2 separate regions of the Homo sapiens genome follow, and region 1 is linked to region 2. The links are chromatin loops, found by intact Hi-C in ENCODE. Cell type or tissue: mammary epithelial cell. All regions are shown on one strand. Each heading gives the region's core, and the rest is flanking DNA. Links, peaks and the distances in the headings are about the cores only.

Region 1 (10,364 bases), core at 1-8,000, 51 kb after region 2:
GCCCGGCCTCATTCCATTAACTTTATGAAATTCTCTTTTCCTTGTTATCACCTTAAAGTGTCCAGCAAGGAGATCAACTTCAAATCAGTTTCTGCAAAACTTCCATCCCATCAGAAGGTTCTATGCCAACCAATTAAATCCCCATTTGTTAGATTATGTCAGTCTTGTAAAAGGAGACAGCAAAATGATTAGAGTATGCATAAGTCATTTCCATCAACAGGTTTCAAGCAGTCTTTACTTGGGTTTAAAAACAGTGCTTCATGCATTTACAATAAGTTATTACAGAACTCTAAGTCACTGATGCACACACAAAAGCTAAACCCAACTTACTAACTATGCAGACCTCTCCTGATCTCCCCAGGCTGGGCAGTAATTAGTACCTTACAGGTGTGATCCATGGCCCAGAGAAGGCAGCCACTGTCAGTTACAGTTGGACTGCTGCATCACAGTGGAGGCAGCAGAGTTGAAGATCCACAGAGGGCTGTAATACAGCCCAGAAAAGACAATGGAGAGTGAAGGCTAGAAACATTGAGGAAGGGGTCAAGAAGCACTTGTACTTCCTGTTATCTTTTCCAATAGAATATTCCTGCAAGTTACCCATCAGAAAAAGGTGTTCAGAGGGTTTGAAAAAGAAGTGGTTAGCCCATGCCAGTGAAGGTGACAAAAAACAAAACAACTTGATTTTTGGTCATATCAGAAAGGATGGAGGGAAACACCCAAGTACATGCACGGACACATGTGCTCCAGCCAAAGGAGTGCTGTTTTCACCAGCCACAAATTTTCTAACAGCAACAACAAAAACCCACAGATGTAAGTAACATGGAAGTGGATCAGTCCTAAGCCAAATAAGGATTCCCACCTGGGGCAAAAGCTGACTTCCTAGGACATGAACTGAACACATCACAGTAAAAGCCCAGTAGAGGCTGCTGCCAGTTCCAGCTATTAGTAATTATGAGGGGGACAGGATGACACCTCACACGGACCACCCCTAGCAAGAGGGTTTGTTTCAGTTCTAGCTGTGAGAGGAATGTCTGCAGTTCCCACATGTGTGCCATGCTGTGAAGCCCATGGCCCCTGCTCCTCTCTCTGCCTCCCACACACTTAACAGTACACACAGACTTTGCTGGCAAGTGCTGTTTGTTCCTGCACTGCTATACTATACGACTGCAGGACAATGCCATCCGCTCCATGGTTCATTCAGCGCCTTGTCCCAAGGTAGTTGGTGGAGAGCAGGACCACGTTGTGCAGCAAGAGAGACAGCTCAGCTTCTGAAAACACAGTGTTAGTGGTTTGGCTTGGGAACACTGCCTTATAACTGCCTTGTTATATATGGCTTAAGCCTGGAGGCAGGAAGCCAAGTGCAGGGAGGGGTGGAATGAAGAAGCTGTTTTTCTCAAAGTTCCCCTTCTTTGTTTCAGCCCCTGTATGCATGCCTTCCTTTCCTTCTACTATATATTCGTATCAACTCATCCTCTATTTCTCATGTGATTGCAGTAGAAAATTCAGAGATGGTAATGGTACTAAACACCAGTCGCGTTGGGATTCTTCTGGTAGAAGTTGGTGCTCTAGGGACATTTCTCAGCTTCAAGATTAGTAGGCCTACCCTAACATCCAAAGGCCCACAAAACATCAAGACCTAGCCTAAACAGGGGGCAAACAAGCCTAATACATACCCTCAGATGCTTTGTGTTTGGTCAGCAGACTGTTTTTTTTCTGAGTTTGAATGCCTTTAGACCAGTACTTCTCAACGGGGACAATCCTGCCTCTCTCCTCCCCACCCCTAGGACATTTGGCAATGTCTAGAGACATTTTTGGTTGAGACAACTGTGGGTGAAGGGGTGCTACTGGCATCTAGTGGGTAGAGGCTAGGGATACTGCTATAATAAATACCTATAAAGAACAGGATAGGCTGGACATGGTGGCTCACGCCAGTGATCCCAAAACTTTGGGAGGCCGAGGCCAGCGGATCACCTGAGGTCGGGAGTTCGAGATCAGCCTGACCAACATGGAGAAACCTGGTCTCTACTAAAAAAAAATACGAAATTAGCTGGGCGTGGTGGTGCATGCCTGTAATCCCAGCTACTTGGGAGGCTGAGACAGGAGAATCACTTGAACCCAGGAGGCAGAGGTTACGGTGAGCCGAGATCGCACCATTGCACTCCAGCCTGGGCAACAAGAGCGAAACCCCGTCTCAAAATAAATAAATAAATAAATAAATAAAGCACAGGATATTCCCCCCATAAGGAAGTGCCAAGGTTGGAAAATTCACACTAGCATGCATTCACTCTTAGGTTTCCACAGTCCCCACTACTCCCTCTTGTCTTATGGCCTACTTCGTTACCTGCCGGGCATGCAGTAGGCATGTGAGTTTGTGCCCTTTCAATTAGATGTATGTATATATATGTCTCACAGTACTCAATAATTAACTCCAAAATGACCTCAGAATAAAATACAAAAGTGACTTGGATTTTAGTGGTATAACCACAGAAATGTGTTTTACCTTTCAGGCTGCAGGAAATCTGCAGCCATTCTCCCAGCCAAGTTCGACACCTATCTTCACCAATATGCGTAGAATTCAGGCCACGGAGATAACAAGCCTATACCACTCAGAACAGAAATGGTCCTTAATAATCATAGAATGATTATGCCAAGGAAATGGAAATCCACAAACAATCCTAAATCTCCTTTAAATAAGTTACAATCTCACCGGGCACGGTGGCTCGTGCCTGTAATCCCAGCACTTTGGGAGGCCGAGGTAGGCGGATCACGAGGTCAGGAGTTGGAGACCAGCCTGGCCAATATGGTGAAACACCATCTCTACTAAAAAATACAAAAATTAGCCAGGCGTGGTGGCATGCACCTGCAGTCCCAGCTACTCGGGAGGCTGAGGCAGGAGAATCACTGGAACCTGGGAGGCGGAGGTTGCAGTGAGCCAAGATCATGCCACTGCACTCCAGCCTGGGCAACAGAGCGAGACTCTGTCTCAAAAAAAAAAAAAAAAGTTACAATCTCATTCCCACATGAAGCCTTTCCTCATGGCAATTTGAAAACTAGTGATGGACAAGATGACAAAAGCAAAGAGTCCTATATAAGCTAAAATAGTAGGTCTAAACTGCAGTATCCTTGCTTTCTGAAGTGCCAGAAGAAAAGAAATACAAACCAAAATTTCTGTGGGCAATTCCTTCCCCCTAGCTAAGTTTCTTGAGAAAAAAGACACAGAAATGAGGTGAGGAGCTGGGCGCAGTGGCTCATGCCTGTAATCCCAACACTTTGAAAGGCCAAGGCGGGAGGATCACTTGAGCCCAGGAGTTCAAGACCAGCCTGGGCAACATAGTGAGACCCTGTCTCTACAAAAATAAAAAATAATTTTATTTTATTTTTTGGGTTTTTTTTGAGACAGAGTCTCACTCTATCACCCAGGCTGGAGTGCAGTGGTGCGATCTTGGCTCACTGCAATCCACCTCCTGGGTTCAAGCAATTCTCATGTCTCAGCCTCCCAAGTACCTGGGATTACAGGCATGTGCCACCACTCCTGGCTAATTAAAAAATAATTTTTAAAAAGGCCGGGCACAGTGGTTCACGGCTGTATTCCCAGCACTTTAGGAGGCCAAGATGGGAGGATTGCTTGAGGCCAGGAGTTCAAGACCAGCTTGGTTAAAATAGTGAGACTGAAAAATAAATAAATATGCTGGGTGCGGTAGCTCACACCTGTAGTCTCGGCACTTTGGGTTGATGGATCTCTTGAGGCCAGGGGTTTGAGATCAGCCTGGCAAACATGGTGAAACCATCTCTACTAAAAATACAAAAAATTAGCTGGGCGTGGTGGTGCACACCTGTAATCCAGCTACTTGGGAGGCTGAGGTAGGAGGATCACTTGAACCGGGAGGCAGAGGTTGCAGTGAGCCAAGACTGTGCCACTGTACTCTAGCCTGGGCAACAGAATGAGACTCTGTCTCAAAATAAATAAATAAATAAAAATAAATCATAAATAAATAAATGAAGTGAGAGAATAAAGAAGCTGGGTTCTATAAACAAACAAGACAAGGAGCCCCTGTAAACCTCCGGCCTGCCATAGGCTCAAAAGCACACCAAGGGTTGAGGGTTGATGTTGCAATCAAGCTCTTACCGATTTTACTTCCTGAGCAGTCAGCTGGCCAATCCCCAGCTTTGCCAAAGCCTTGTCCAGTTGGTGAATCACAGTTGTATGAGTCTTCAAACGATGTCTCAACAAGGGAGGAGGCAGGTAAGATGTGAGAAGCATGGCCCGGCTCAAGGCTTTCTGTAACACAACCACATAGGAGGGGAAAGGCAAATAGTATGAGCTCAAGCAAACACCTGAAACATGGTGATGCTATGGAAAAGAGAAGCCCTCAAAGTGCTCACCACGTGCAAAGCCTGGAGTTGGTTCATGCCCAGAGGATGGTTAGAGAAACACTCTCTCAGAGCCAAGATATCATGTATTGCTGGGTGGGTACCACGCTGTATCTTGGAAGAGGTAAGAGATTTGTAGATGTTAGGAAAGTCCTGACTACTCCTCTTACCTAGTTTAGTGCACACTGAATCTAACAAGATTCCACATTTGTAGGAAGGGTTAACTGCAGGAATACCTTGGTGCACAGATCTGTCAGACGCCACCGGAGTCCTGCATCAGAAATGAGAGGGATGACCTTTTCTAAATAACTAATAATTTCTGGGTGGGACTGCTTCCGGAAAGCATGATAGATATCTAAGAAATCAGTTTGTTGTTTTGGGGTCCAGAAATGCCTGATCAGTAGTTGCCTGGGAAACAGGTACCTGAAAGGAGAAAGAATCACAAACTCACTTGCTGAAACTGGCTTCTTTCAGAGGAAGCCAAAGAAAGCATTTGGTAGACATGAATACTAGGAAGAAGAGATGGAGACACTATTTCCCTACCTCAGTGTTCTTTTTCTTTTTCAGTTTTTTTTTTTTTTTTTTTTTTTTTAAGAGACAGGGTCCCCTCTCTCACCCAGGCTGGAGTACAGTGGCAAGATCACAGCTCACTGCAGCCTCGACCTCCTAGGCTCAAGCAATCCTCCCACCACAGCCTACTGAGTAGCTGGGACTACAGGCACAGGCCACTATGCCTGGCTAAGTTTTTAATTTTTTTGCAGAGACGGGTCTTGCTATATTGCCCAGGGTGGTCTCAAACTCCTGGTCTCAAGCAATCTTCCTGCTTCAGTCTCCCCAAGTGCTGGGATTACTGGTGAGAGCCACTACAGTCAGCCCTTTCTCTTAAGTGACTCTCAGACCAAAGTTTATAAGACACACTGAAGCACAATTTCAAGCACCATTACTGAAATGGGATGTGAAAGGAAGGACTAGCAGAATAGCCTGCCACGCAGCAATCAGATATAATGACTCATTTTGAACTAAAGCATGTGAAGAGCATGCTTTGGAGAGAGTTGCAGCCTGACCAGGACACTATATGTGATGTTGACAATCTAACTATAGCACAGTCCTTATGTGGACCCAGTATGTAAAAGGCAACTGATTTGTTGTTTTTTTTTTGAGACAGAGTCTCGCTCTGTCACCCAAGCTGGACTGCAGTGGCGCGATCTCGGCTCACTGCAACCTCTGCCTCCTGGGTTCATGCGATTCTACTGCCTCAGCCTCCCAAGTAGCTGGGATTACAGGCACCCGCCACCACGCCTAGCTAGTATTTTGTATTTTTAGTAGAGACAGGGTTTCACTGTGTTAGCCAGGATGGTCTCAATCTCCTGACCTTGTGATCTGCCCGCCTCGGCCTCCCAAAGTGCTGGGATTACAGGCGTGAGCCACTGCACCTGGCCACGATTTGTTTTTTAATTTATTTATCTACGTGTTTGGTGGTTTTAAAACATGACCTCAAATTCTCTGGCACTTGTCTCATGGAGAGCTGAGGTCTACATCCTGCCCTTTTTTCATTCTAGGTGACTGATTCAATCAATAGGACAGAGCAGCAGTGACTCTATGTGACCTTCAAGACAAGGTTATAAAGTCATGTAGATTCTTACTAGAACCCCTCACTCTTGGAGCCCTGAGCTCCCAAGTTAGAAGTCCCACTATCTTGAGGCTGCCATACTGAAGAAGCCACATCTGGGCACTCTGGTTGACAGTTCTAGCCGTGTAGCCATCCCTGCCAGGGCACCAGACATAAGAGTGATATTGGACTTTCCAGACTAGTCCATTCAGCAGCTAAATATCACTAAGGGACCTCTGTCAACCCTATATGGAAGAGAGAAATCAACTGCCCACCTGAGCACTGCCCTAATTCTTGAGCTACAAAATCATGAAAATGATTTATACGATTGTTTTATGCTATTAAGCTTTGAAGTTATTTGTTATACAGCAATAGATAATGAATGACATGCAAGATCACAGTTAAGAAATGTCATTTTTGGATATGAAGTAATAAAAATGTTATCAGAATACGAAATGTACTTTTCCTAAAGAAATTAGTCTAAAAGTACTCTCTCTCGGGGAGAGAGCCTCTAGGGATGATGGAGAAGGTCACTATCTTATTTCACATGACTCAGGGCAGCTAAGAGATAGGGAGAGTCTAGGCCACCTACACTTATAGCTGTGATGTGTCACAGTAACCAAGGTCTTCCTAAGTGGTTTTTATGAACCTTGGAATAATGAGAAGATTGGAGCAGAAGTTTGATAACCTCTGCCTATCTTCTGAAATGAGTGCTGTTTAAAGTAATTCTTAATTTAAAAAAATTGATACATCTTCAAGATGTTGGGGAGATGGAAGTCTGTACTCACATTAGCAAGAAGACCAGGTAGTTGGCAAAAGGTGGAATGGAAATAATACCTAGGAAAAGACACTTGGTGACGTCTTGGCGGAACTAAGCAGAAATAAACACAGATGCAGTTTTAACCCAAATAAGTTGTTAATACAATAGACAATCCATCCACCCCACTGTACAGTAAACTTCTATTACAGCCCAGAAAAAGGACCAAATTTCTTTCTTTTTCTTTTTGAGATGGAGTCTTGCTCTGTCACCTAGGCTGGAGTGCAGTGGTGCAATCCTAGCTCACTGCAACCTCTGCCTCCTGGGTTCAAGTGATCCTCCTGCCTCAGCCACCCGAGTAGCTGGGATTATTGGCATAAGCCGCCACTCTAGGCTAACTTTTGTATTTTTAGTCGAGACAGGGTTTCACCATGTTGGACAAGCTGGTATCAATCTCCTGACCTCCAGTGATCTGCCCGCCTTGGCTTCCCAAAGTGCTAGGATTACAGGCATGAGCACTGCATGTGGTCCCCAAGTTTATTTCTATTTACTTCTGGATGGTTAGTTCCTTGAGGACAAAACCTCTGACTTATTTACTTTTGTATCCCAAATAATGTCTAGTACAGAGCCTGACATTATACCAAATCCTTCAGTGAACTCTTCCTGATCTGCGGAATGGGTCCTAGATTCTTACTCTCAGCTTCAAAACGACCCATCAAGTCACCACCAAATACTACTTTCATGCTGCCCTTTGGATCCTTGCAGACTTTTTTTTTTTTGAGACAGAGTTTTGCTCTTATCACCCAGGCTGGAGTGCAGTGGCGCGATCTTCACTCACTGCAACCTCCGCCTCCCAGGTTCAAGCAATTCTCCTGCCTCAGCCTCCCGAGTAGCTGGGACTAGGACTACAGGCGCCTGCCATCATGCCCAGCTAATTTTTGAATTTTTAGTAGAGATGGGGTTTCACCATGTTGGCCAGGCTGGTCTCAAGCTCCTGACCTCAGGTGATCCGCCCACCTCAGTCTCCCAAAATGCTGAGATTATAGGCGAGAGCCACTGTGCCTGGCTGCCCTTGCAGACTTCTATTTTCATTTTATTATTATTTTTTTTTGAGATGGAGTCTTGCCCTGTCACCCAGGCTGGAGTGCAATGGCATGATTTTGGCTCACTGCAACCTCTGCCTCCCGGGTTCAAACGATTCTCCTGCCTCAGCCTCCCGAGTAGCTGGGATTACAGGCGCCCGCCACCACACTCAGCTAATTTTTGTATTTTCAGTAGAGATGGGGTTTGACCTTGTGGGCCAGGCTGGTCTCGAATTCCTGACTTCGTGATCTGCCTGCCTCGGCTTCCCAAAGTGCTGGGATTACAGGCGTGAGCCACCGCGCCCAGCCCCCTTGCAGACTTTTGTTATGTTCAGAAACTAATTAGATTTTAGTATTTACAACTTTCATTCAGAAAGTGTGCCAGAAATTCTATGGAGCTCTTGCTATGGAGGGCTACAACTCTGGATGAACCCAATTCTTACAAATAATCTGATGCCTCATTCAGTTCAATATTTTGTTCTCACGGCAAAGGGCAAAAGCTTGATCAATGGTGAACAACAAATGAAAGAAAAAACCTTGAGATCTTGATTAAATGTAATTACCTCACCATGAACTTCTGGATATCTGCCCCTGGCCCATACCTGTCTCAAATGCTCCATCTCCCGGTATGGAAGTTGATGAAACTTTATATTGTGCTTCCACATATTTGTCTTTATTCTTCTAGCCTTTTTGGCATCAGCCCATAACATCTGCAATCCTGCCTCATTAAAGTAGAGGACAGAGTGTGATGTTATCCCAGTTTAAATCTTAACCACAGCTTCCTACTCCATGTTCAATCACATGCAAACACTCTCACCCCTCCCCAACGATACTCAAAGCTTTAAACTAGGTAACTTGAAACTCCTGAGGTCAACTCGAATCTCTTTTCTCAACATTTTTTCCCCTAGCACATCGCCTCTCTTCTAGCTACATTTGGCTTCTGTAATCTGCTATGGAATGGTCTCCCTCTTCTGTTTCACTGGTCACTCCTTTTTAAAAATCAAGCTCCCTAACTTCAGAAAGTCTTGCTAAATTAACCCTATGTATTCCCCAGCCAGATATTAATTTAATCTCCTTTCTGGAACTTTTTTTTTCTTTTTTTTGAGATGGAATCTCACTTTGTTGCCCAGGCTGGAGTGCAGTGGTGCGATTTCGGCTGACTGCAACCTCCACCTCCCAGGTTTATATAATTCTCCCACCTCAGAATCCCAAGTAGCTAGGATTACAGGCGTGTGCCACCATGCCTGGCTAATTTTTGCATTTTTAGTAGAGATGGGGTTTCACCATGTGGACAGGCTCGTCTTTAACTCCTGACCTCAAGCAATCCACCTGCCTCGGCCTCCCAAAGTGCTGGGATTACAGGCATGAGTCACTGCGCCCGGCCTGGAACACTTATTTTTGTTTTTGAGATGGAGTTTTGCTCTGTCGCCCAGGCTGGAGTGCAGTGGCGCAATCTCGGCTCACTGCAACGTCCACCTCCTGAGTTCAAGCAATTCTCCTGCCTCAGCCTTCCGAGTAGCTGGGATTATAGGTGCCCATCACCACACCTGGCTAATTTTTGTATTTTTAATAGAGACTGGGTTTCACCATGTTGGCCAGGCTGGTCTCAAACTCCTGACCTCATGATCCGCCCGCCTTGGCCTCCCAAAGTGCTAGGATTACAGGCGTGAGCCACCGTGCCCAGCCTGGAACACTTTTTAAAGTAGTTTAGTTCAATATATTTTTATGATTACATTTTAAATTTTCATTTTATGAAAATTCTTGCATCTAATTTTTTTCTTTTCTTTTTTTTTTTGAGATGGGAGTTTCACTGTTGTTGCCCAGGCTGGAGTGCAATGGTGCGATCTTGGCTCACCACAACCTCCGTCTCCCAGGTTCAAGAGATTCTCCTGCCTCAGCCTCCCTAGTAGCTGGGATTACAGGCATGTGCCACTATACCTGGCTGATTTTGTATTTTTAGTAGAGACGGTGCTTCTCTATGTTGGTCAGGCTGGTCTCAAACGCCCGACCTCAGATGATCCGCCCGCCCCGGCCTCCCAAAGTGCTGGGGTTACAGGCATGAGCCACCGCGCCCGGCTTCTTGCATCTATTTCTTTAATGCTTTCATATTTATCAATGATTTACATGTCATTATATGATGTCTCGATTGTCTTCAAAATAATACATAAGGCAAGTATATAAATAGGATTGGCAGCCATGAGTTATGATAATGAAGTGAGGTTAATACATGGAAGTTTGTTACACTACTCTCTCTACATCTGTGTGTGTTTAAAAATTTCCATAATAGTTGGCCGGGCGCGGTGGCTCAAGCCTGTAATCCCAGCACTTTGGGAAGCCGAGGCAGGCGGATCACGAGGTCAGGAGTTAGAGACCAGCCTGGCCAATATGGTGAAACCCCACCTCTACTAAAAATAAAAAAATTAGCCTGGTGTGGTGGCAGGCGCCTGTATTCCCAGCTACTTGGGAGGCTAAGGCAGGAGAATTGCTTGAATCCGGGAAGCAGAGGTTGCAGTGAACCGAGATCATGCCATTGCACTCCAGCCTG
Region 2 (10,438 bases), core at 1,716-9,715:
TGAATATCTGCTGTGTGGAATGGAAAGAAAAGTTCTACTCAAACCCATTAATTCTTGCTTCCCTTTTAAGTAAAGATTTGTCACTCTGTTATAGGATTATTTGATGACTTGGTAAGTCAGCATCAACCATCTTTTTTTTTTTTTTTTTGAGACAGAGTCTTGCTCTGTCATCCAGGCTGGAGTACAATGGCATGATCTCGGCTCACTGCAACCTCTGTCTCCCGGGTTCAAGCCATTCTCATGCCTCAGACTCCTGAGTAGCTGGGATTATAGGCATCCACAACCACGCCCAGCTAATTTTTATATTTGTAGTAGAGACAAGTTTTCACCATGTTGGCCAGGCTGGTCTCGAACTCCTGACCTCAAATGATCCACCCGCCTTGGCCTCCCAAAGTACTGGGATTGCAGGCGTGAGCCACCACGCTTGGCCTGCATCAATCTTTATGTTAAAATTTTCCCACTTTCATTCATGATATAATGCTTTCTACCTTCATATAGACACTCTGCTGCACCCCTTCAATAGCAATACTCTTAATGTGCTTTTGGCAATGAAACTAATTTTCAAACTGTAGTTGAAATAGATTATAAATTACAGTTTTCATGATAGTGTAGACTTAATCCACCTTAAATAGGATTTTAACAAATTAAAAGGAAACTGCCTTTAAATTGCCATATTTTAAGCTAGAAGGAGGATACTAAACATTCCCAACACAAAGAAATGACAGATGTTTGAGACAATGAATATGCTGATTACCCTGATCTGATCACTATGCATTATATGTATTGAAACATCACTATATAGCCCATGAATATGTACAATTATTATTTCTCAATTTAAAAATGATTTTTTTGTTTTTCGAGACAGTCTTGCTCTGTCACCCAGGCTGGAGCACAGTGGCGCAATACTGGCTCACTGCAACCTCCGCCTCCCTGGTTCAAGCAGTTCTCTCTGCCTCAGCCTCTCAGGTAGCTGGGATTACAGATGCCCACTACCATGCCTGGCTAATTTTTGTATTTTTTAGTAGAGACGGGGTTTCGCCATGTTGGCCAGGCTGGTCTTGAACTCTTGACTTCAGGTGATCCGCTCACCTTGGCCTCCCAAAGTGCTGGGATAACAGGTGTAAGCCACCACGCCTGGCCTAAAAATAATTTTTTTTTTTGAGATGAAGTCTTGCTTTGTCACCCAGGCTGGAGTGCAGTGGCTCGATCTCCGGCTCACTGCAACCTCCACCTCCCAGGTTCAAGCAATTCTCCTGCTTCAGCCTCCTGAGTAGCTGGGATTACAGGTGTGGGCCACCACGGCCGGCTAATTTTTGTATTTTTAGTAGAGATGAGGTTACGTCATGTTGGTCAGGCTGGTCTCGAACTCCTGACATCATGATCCGCCTGCCTTGGGCTCCCAAAGTGCTGGGATTACAGGTGTGAGCCACCGTGCCTGGCCAAATAATTTTTTTAATTGCCGTATTTTAAAAACTTTTTAAAGAGGAAAAAAGGTGCTCAAGCAAAGTACTTAAGTCAATTTTACTCTAATCAAATATTTTCATTGACAAAAAAGAAATTTAAGGTGTGGGCTGGGCACAGTGGCTCAAGCCTGTAATCCCAGCACTTTAGGAGGCCAAGGTGGGTGGATAACCTGAGGTCAGGAGTTTGAGAGCAGCATGGCCAACATGGTGAAACCCCATCTCTACTAAAGATACAAAAAAATTAGCCGGGCGTGGTGGCACGGGCCTGTAATCCCAGCTACTCAGGAGGCAGAGGCAGGAGGATCGTTTGAACCCAGGAGGCAGAGGTTGCAGTGAGCTGAGATGGTGCCACTGCACTCCAGGCCTGTTACCACTGCACTCCAGCTTGGGCAACAGAACAAGACTCCATAAAAAACAACAACAACGACAAAAAAAAAAAACAAAGAAATTTAGGATGTGATATACAAAAATCTTGGTAGCTACATTGAGTAATATAAGAATCAATGCTTTCTTATTTAAAACTGAGTGGCCCTCAAAATTGTTCAATGATTACCATTTTGTTTCTCAGATATCCCGATGTCTGTGGGTATAATCGATCCTAGGGCTAATCCAACTCAACTAAATACAGTGGAGTTCCTGTGGGACCCTGCAAAGAGGACATCTGTGTTTATTCAGGTAAGGCGTTGCAGATAGGGTTCCAGTTTTGAAGAGTATCTCTCTTACTATCAGTTTATTTCTTAAAGGATAAAACATGTTAACTTTGAAATCTTTACAGGGTTCTAGCCTGACTGTCAAGCCCAGGCTCTTTAACCTGTGCCTGAGAGCATTGAGGAGTTTCTGAATTGCTCTTCTAATACCCCAGTTTATTTATTTGTGTCTCCCAAAATTGCTTGGTAATGGCTGCATAATATTTCATTTCTTGGTTGTACCATAATTTACATAACAATTATTTGGCAGTTAGATTGGCATAATTTTTTTGGGGGGGGACAGTGTCTAGGCTTTGTCTCCCAATCTGGAGTGGAGTGGTGCAATCTCGGCTCACTACAACCTCTGCCTCCCAGTTCAAGCGATTCTCTTGCCTCAGCCTCACCAGTAGCTGGGACTAGAGGCGCATGTCACCATGCCTGGCTAATTTTTGTATTTTTGGTAGAGGTGGGATTTCGCCATGCTAGCCAGGCTGGTCTTGAACTCCTGACCTCAGGTGACCCACCCACCTTGGCCTCCCAAAGTGCTGGGATTATAGGTGTGAGCCACCATGCCCGGCCTTGATTGGCCTGATTTTTTACTATTATCTGTGATGTTATTTTGAACATATTTATACTTAAAATTTGATTTGCGTATCTGATTATGTTCTTTGGGTAGAGTCCTTGAAAATCCTTATTTGTAGTAATTATAGTAACCACTAGTTTATTAATACTTCACATGAAATAGTCACTATGTTAAGTAAACACTTTATATATATGATTTTAAGACTTTCAGCTATAATCTTGTGGAGTAGTCAGTCAGACAAGGTTCTTCTATTAAGATTCACCAGGCTGGGTGCCGTGGCTCACACCTGTAATCCCAGCACTTTGGGAGGCCGAGGCAGGCAGATCACCTGAGGTCAGGAGTTCGAGACCAGCCTGGCCAACATGGCGAAAACCTGTCTCTACTAAAAATGCAAAAATTAGCAGGGCGTGGTGGTGTGTGCCTGTAATCCCAGCTATTTGGGAGGCTGAGGCAGGAGAATTGCTTGAACCGGGGAGGTGGAGGTTGCGGTGAGCCGAGATTGTGCCATTGCATTCCAGCCTGGGTGACAAGAGCAAAACTTAGTCTCAAAAAAAAAAAAAAAAAAAATTCACCAATCTTAGACTTTATGCAGTAGCCAAGCAAACCTTTTTCTCCACTATTGCTGTGAACTTTCATATTTACTATGTTCCCAGACTGGGTAGTGACTCCTCTTTCTACAATCTTCCTTAAAATTGAGGAAACTTTAACTAACATAAATCATTTCTCTTTTGCTAGCTCTGTGTTCTTTGAAGCAGTTAATGAATTTAGTTCCTCACAGTAGCTTTTGTTAGCATTAGATCTGTACTTTTATTTTGTTTGCATTTGTAAAGCATTTTTCTATTTCCTCTATCAGATTGTAAGTTCTTCAAGATCAAAAAGAGGAAAAGTGTTTTTTGTAGGTATTCATAATGCCTGGTAAAGGTTTTGCTGTTAATAGTTGCTAAAAAAATACTGCCAACTGGTTTGGCTAGCTAGCGGTACTGAAGCCTTGCTGTTGTATTCTTTTCAGGTGCACTGTATTAGCACAGAGTTCACTATGAGGAAACATGGTGGAGAAAAGGGGGTGCCATTCCGAGTACAAATAGATACCTTCAAGGAGAATGAAAACGGGGAATATACTGAGCACTTACACTCGGCCAGCTGCCAGATCAAAGTTTTCAAGGTATTCCTGGGCAATGTGCTGGCCCTTGGATTCTTTTACCTTATCATTCTATTTTAACATTAGTTACCAAGTCAGAAAATCAACTTGTCTTTTTTTGAAAACTCACACACACGCAAAAAGTCTAAGCTAGAGTCATTGAAATAATTACCAAGATGCCTGGTAAAGAAATTTACATGGTCGTAGGATAATAGGAACTTGGAAAAGAGGGCTAGAGGCAAGAACATGGATTCTCATTGAAAGCTCTTAAAGCCTATTGAAGTTACAAGCTCTTGTAAAGCTCACAAAAATTGACTAGTTATGGTTATTTTCATACTTGATCTTTTCTTATTTGGTCTTATTTATTTATTTATTTATTTTTGAGACTGGGTTTCATTTTGTCACCCAGGCTGGAGTGCAGTGACGCAATCATAGTTTAACCTCCTGGGCTCAATTGATCTTCCTGCCTCAGCTTCCCCAGTAAGTGGGACTACAGGCATGTGCCACCACACCGGGCTAATTTTTGTATTTTTTATAGAGAGGGGGTCTTGCCATGTTGCCCAGGCTGGCCTTGAACTCCCGGGCTTAAGTTATCTGCCCTCCTTGGCCTCCCAAAGTACTGGGATTACAGGTGTAAGCCACTGTGCCCCAGCCAGGGTCCTGTTTATTTTTATCACATGAATAAATATGTTCTCATTGTAAGAGATTGAATAATACAGAGGTATTCATAGCAACACTGAAATTCTCCCTTTACTACTCTTACACTGACCCCCTCCACAACCTCTTCCCAGAGGAAACCACTGTCATAATTTCATAATTTCGTATGTGTTCTTCTACTTCCCTCTTCTTTTTTTTTTTTGAGTCGGAGTTTCACTCTGTCACCCAGGCTGGAATGCAGTGGTGCAGTGCCAGCTCACTGCAACCTCCGTCTCCTGGGTTCAAGCTGTTCTCACGCCTCAGCCTCCCCAGCACCTAGGACTACAGGCACACACCACCATGCCCAGCTAATTTTTTGTATTTTTAGTAGAGACAGGGTTTCGCCATGTTGGCCAGGCTGGTCTCGAACTCCTGACCTCAGGCAATCCGCCTGCCTCGGCCTCCCAAAGTGCTGGGATTACAGGCATGAGCCACTGCGCCCAGCTCTTCTAGTTCCTTCCTATGCTTTTATACACACACATACATAGCTATATACATATTTTCTTTGACACATAAATGGGATTATACTATTTGAAATGTTTTGAGGCTAGGCACGGTGGCTCATGCCTGTAATCCCAGCACTTTGGGAGGCCGAGGTGGGCGGATCACAAGGTCAGGAGTTTAAGACCAGCCTGACCAAAATGGTGAAACCCCGTCTCTACTAAAGATAAAAAATTAGCTGGGTGTGGTGGCGGACGCCTGTAGTCCCAGCTACTGGGGAGGCTGAGGCAGGAGAATAATTTGAACCCTGGAGGCGGAGGTTGCAGTGAGCCAAGATCTCGCCACCGCATTCCAGCTTGTGTGACAGGATGAGACTCCGTCTCAAAAAAAAAAGAAAGAAATGTTTTGAGACTTGATTTTTTTCAGTGAACTATGTGCTTTAGAGATCTTTCCATGTCAGTAGCTATAGATCTGATTCTTTTCAACTCCATCGAATATAAACATTTAAATTTCCTATTTTCAAACTTAAAGTGATGTGTCTTGCCTTTACATCACTGCACATACAATTTTGTTTCATACATGAATATTTAAGTTTTTGGAAGCAATATTTTGGGTTAAAAGGTGAGTACCTGAATTTAAAACAAAATATTTCTCATTTCAGCCCAAAGGTGCAGACAGAAAGCAAAAAACGGATAGGGAAAAAATGGAGAAACGAACACCTCATGAAAAGGAGAAATATCAGCCTTCCTATGAGACAACCATACTCACAGAGGTAAAAAGATTTCTTTTGGTGACAATTTCAGTTCATAATTTTTAATCTTAAAAATTCATCACTTCCAAACTGGTCAGAATTTACTTCTCCTAAGCCTTGAGGGACACAGTATCACATGGATTCTGTGTCCAGCGGCCTTAACAGGAAGATTGCTTTAGAATTTGGCACGAACCATGCCACTGTCTCTGTGTCCAAGTTATCTTTCCCCAAATTACTCTGGTTTGGTTTGGTTTGCTGCAGGAGCTATTGTGGTGTTCTTTGCTTTGTATACATAAGCACATCTCTTGCCCAAATAGAATTCAGTTTCATCTTGGGCATAAACCACCTTCAATTTTAGGAAGAGCTGTGTGCTGCCTTTGGTTCTGGAACCCACTTATAACCAACAAAAATGGCCTGGGACCGTAGTTTTCTAGACTTATTTCTTTTTAGAAGTCCTATTCTCAGCAGGCCTCCCCACAGGCTCCAAGATGGCGGAAAGAGAAGCAGTGTTCTCTATTGCTTATGGGAGTCTCTGAGGAATTAAGATTTACTAATCAAGATGTGCTATTCAAGTAACAATGTTTTAGTCAAATCCTGGGGTCATATGTGCTCGTTCATTATCTAACTTATCCTTTGTTTTTAGTGTTCTCCATGGCCCGAGATCACGTATGTCAATAACTCCCCATCACCTGGCTTCAACAGTTCCCATAGCAGTTTTTCTCTTGGGGAAGGGTAAGTCTGGGAAATAAAATTGGCTTATATTTGTCCAAAATATATATTCTTTCATTACCTGTTCATAAACAAGATCTTTTTTAAATCAATAAGTATATCTATTTGGTCGTTCTTTGATGGATTTATATATTAACTGAGATTTGGAGTAGCTTCAAAAGAGATCGAAAGAGTTTTATATAGCCCTTTCTTCTCTTTGTGTTCTCCCCTCTCCCTCCTCCTCGTCTTTTTTCCCCCCACTAGAAAGTAGCATTTATGGTCAATTTTTAGTGGTTCAGGGACTGATGATCTGGGCTTTTTGCCTCTCCCTATTACTGCACATCTTGTGGTTATTTCATTTCCTGATCATACTTGCACCAGACAGTGGTCTTTGGGAACTGGAAACAATTGTACAAACACTAAAATTTGTTTTGTTACTTGTTAGGAATACTTCTAACACCTAATTATTATGAATCTTTGATAATTGGGGAAATAAGTTTGAAGATGATGGCTAAAATGAAGTTTTGGAATTATTTATGGGATACATTTAATCTTGCCTTATTATCTTTTACCATAAGAGATAATTGAAAGTTGGTACAGATGCCTACTCCAATTTTAAAAAGTAGCTGTATTATAGTCCAAGCATTTAACATGTATTTCACATAGCCATATTGAAACTTGAAATAGTTAGGCTACCAAATGTGCGAGTATATTGTTTGGTTGCAATGTTTGTGGTTTTGGATTTATTTAGGCTCTATGTCTGACCTACTTTTTAAAGGATTTAATTAAGGTAGCTTAAATATTTAAAACGTAACAATTAAGAATAAAAGTAGGTATTAGTTGTAGAGGGAATACATATAAGTAGGGCCCTAAGATAAGTTAATTACTAAGTTCGAATACCAAATTTGAATTTTGCAGCTAAGGCTAAAAAAGGAAAAAGATCTTTTTTTAAAAGAAAAAAAAATCTTAACATCCACATAGATGATACATTCTACTTATAGGTAATTCCAAATATGATATAGGGTTTAAGAGCTGTGTTTAAAAATTTTTCTCTTCTCTTTGTCGTGTACTTCATACTAGTTAAACTTTTTCTTCCATAAAAGTAGGCATTAGGGAAGAGGGACAATTCATAGACAAAGAACGTATAAAGAAAAACAGGCTGGGCGCGGTGGCTCACACCTGCAATCCCAGCACTTTGGGAAGCCAAGGTGGGCAGATTACGATGTCAGGAGTTCGAGACCAGCCTGGCCAACATGGTGAAACCCCGTCTCTACTAAAAATAAAAAAATTAGCCAGGTGTGGCGGCGGGCGCCTGTAATCCCAGCTACTTGGGAGGCTGAGGCAGGAGAATCGCTTGAAACCAGAGGGCAGAGGTTGCAGTGAGCTGACATCATGCCACTGCGCTCCAGCCTGGGCAAACGAGTGAAACTCCGTCTCAAAAAAAAAAAGAAAAAGAAAAACTGGAGTGTGGAGATAACCCTTGGATCATAAATTAGGCAGCACTAATTTTTGGGGCTACTTTAAAAATAATTTTTTTTGCCGGGCGCGGTGGCTCACGCCTGTAATCCCAGCACTTTGGGAGGCGGAGGCGGGCGGATCACAAGGTCAGGAGATCGAGACCATCCTGGCTAACACAGTGAAACCCTGTCTCTACTAAAAATATAAAAAAATTAGCCGGGTGTAGTGGCAGGCGCCTGTAGTCCCAGCTACTCGGTAGGCTGAGGCAGGAGAATGGCATGAACCCGGGAGGCAGAGGTTGCAGTGAGCCGAGATCATGCCGCTGCACTCCGGCCTGGGCAAGAGAGCGAGACTCCGTCTCAAAAAAAAAAAAAAAATTGTTTTTTATTTTAAATCTGTGTGATGATATTGCATTGCATAAATTTTCTTCCAATATTTTTCTTGTATATGTGTGCATATTTATGTATTTCCTACAGTAGTAATGTATTGATAAAATTTTTTATCCTGATATTTTTCATTTTATTTTTAAATTTTTTTCTTGATAATTATTCTTTCATAATTTTTCATCTTAGTAAATTTATGGTTAAATATTTTTATGCCATAATTTATCTCATCAGTCCCAATTTATTGAAATGTTGATATTTTCTTCAGTTTCCTCAATAATAAGAAAATATTGCTAATGACATAGTTTCTCCCCCTCCTCATAAAGTCTTTAGGTTAAACTAATAGAAAATTAAAGTATTGGGTCAAAGAATAAGAATGTGTTATGAGAGAGCACAGATTTTTTTTTAATCTCTAGCATGAGATTTATTGTGAAGCTGAGGAATGAAATAATGAGCCCCAGCATGTGTCATGGACTCATCCTTTCATTTTAAATGTTTCTTTAGAAATGGTTCACCAAACCACCAGCCAGAGCCACCCCCTCCAGTCACAGATGTAAGTCTAAAGTTGAATGTCAGTTACTTGCAATGTCTGGTAATACTTTGATGACTGTCCAATTCAGTAGAAATGCCCAACTTTTAGGGAGTATTATTCATTCATTCATTAAACAAACATTTATTGAATTTTGACTATGAACCAGATACTGTGCTAGGGACTAAAGATATGAAACAAGTAATGCAGGACCTTTCCATTTGAGCAGCTTATAGTCTAGTGGGGAAGAAAAGGATGGAACTCCTTGAGCATCTTGCATGGTTGGAGAAAGAGAAAACAACTTTCACAAACTAGGCCTGAGTATGGGGTTGTGTGGGGTGTTTGGCTATGTGTTACCTAATGGGGTAACAGACAAATCTATTTGGTTATCTAAAAAACGTGCTCTCCCTTTCAGAACCTCTTACCAACAACCACACCTCAGGAAGCTCAGCAGTGGTTGCATCGAAATCGTTTTTCTACATTCACAAGGCTTTTCACAAACTTCTCAGGTTAAATTTTCTTTTTCTTTTGTTTTCCCTAGCATGAAATTTTCCTTTGCATTCTAGGGCCTCCTGGTATCCATGGGAGAGTTGTGTGTGTATATGTGTATGAGAGATCTTACTGCATTTTTCTGATGAAATGAATTTCATAGAACCCTTAAGACTTTCTCACTAGCTGCAGCTGTGCTGTGAAATACTTAAAAACAAACACTTTTTAGTTTAAATTCAATTTAATTTAAAAATGCTTATTTCATACAACGCTTTTTAAAATGTATATTTCGTAGAGTTTTATCAAGGGGGCATTTGCAGGTAGTCTGAAATTTTCCCCTTGATATCACTATAATTTATTTCATTTACACAATACACTTTTATTTAGCTTTTTTTTTCTTTTTCTTTGAGATGGAATCTCACTCTGTCACCCAGGCTGGAGTGCAGTTGCATGATCTCGGCTCACTGCACCCTCCGTCTCCCAGGTTCAAGTGATTCTCCTGCCTTAGCCTCCTGATTAGCTGGGATTATAGGCACCTACCATCACACCCAGCTAATTTATGTATTTTTAGTAGAGACAGGGTTTCACCATATTGGCCAGGCTGGTCTCGAACTCCTGACCTCAAGTGATCCACCCTTCTTGGCCTCCCAAAGTGCTGGGATTACAGGTATGAGCTGCGGCATCTGGCCTATTTAGCACTTTTTGATGTGGTAGGAATACACAAATGGATGAGGCATACTTCCTGATCAAATAGCCCATTAATCATCTGGTATCCAAAAAAAAAAAAGCACCGAAACAAAACACAACTAATCGAATCAAAATAAAACTCTGAAAAAATGATAAATAGTTGTGATTTTGTAGATAAGTGTTCTGATAGTGACAGTAAGACGTTCATGGGAGGATTGGTGTTAGGGAACATGTGTGACACATGAGGTGAATCCAGGATTTATTTATATATTTATTTTTTGAGACGGAGTCTCACTGTCACCCAGGCTGGAGTGCAGAAGCACAATCTTAGCTCACTGCAACCTCTACCTCCTGGGTTCAAGCGATTCTCCTGCCTCAGCCCCCGAGTAGCTGGGATTACAGGCACCCACCACCACACCCGACTAA

Evidence for each region. Peaks named below come from ENCODE experiments on the same cell type or tissue, not always from the same donor. Only the 100,000 strongest peaks of a DNase experiment are listed, where the experiment ranks them.
Region 1: it touches region 2 in a loop (9-fold over the local background); 4 of 110 quality-filtered maps call a loop at or near these places.

What each region holds. Positions count from the first base shown.
Region 1 is chr12:51,050,265-51,060,628 of GRCh38, reverse strand. LETMD1 (LETM1 domain containing 1) reads right to left here. Exons shown (of 9, transcript NM_015416.5): 3 at 8,422-8,537; 4 at 6,769-6,851; 5 at 4,608-4,794; 6 at 4,384-4,485; 7 at 4,127-4,279; 8 at 2,501-2,597; 9 at 205-1,268. The coding sequence ends at 1,198. Among named protein-coding and RNA genes, the nearest start is that of LETMD1, 7.1 kb to the right of the region's middle. In mammary epithelial cell, for the core only: no CTCF peak of the experiment used is centred there; a DNase peak (open chromatin) is centred at 4,188.
Region 2 is chr12:51,102,577-51,113,014 of GRCh38, reverse strand. It overlaps TFCP2 (transcription factor CP2), which reads left to right. Exons shown (of 15, transcript NM_005653.5): 5 at 2,032-2,138; 6 at 3,742-3,894; 7 at 5,669-5,779; 8 at 6,402-6,490; 9 at 8,812-8,860; 10 at 9,252-9,345. It also overlaps the pseudogene RPL35AP29. Among named protein-coding and RNA genes, the nearest start is that of CSRNP2, 24 kb to the right of the region's middle. In mammary epithelial cell, for the core only: no CTCF peak of the experiment used is centred there; no DNase peak of the experiment used is centred there.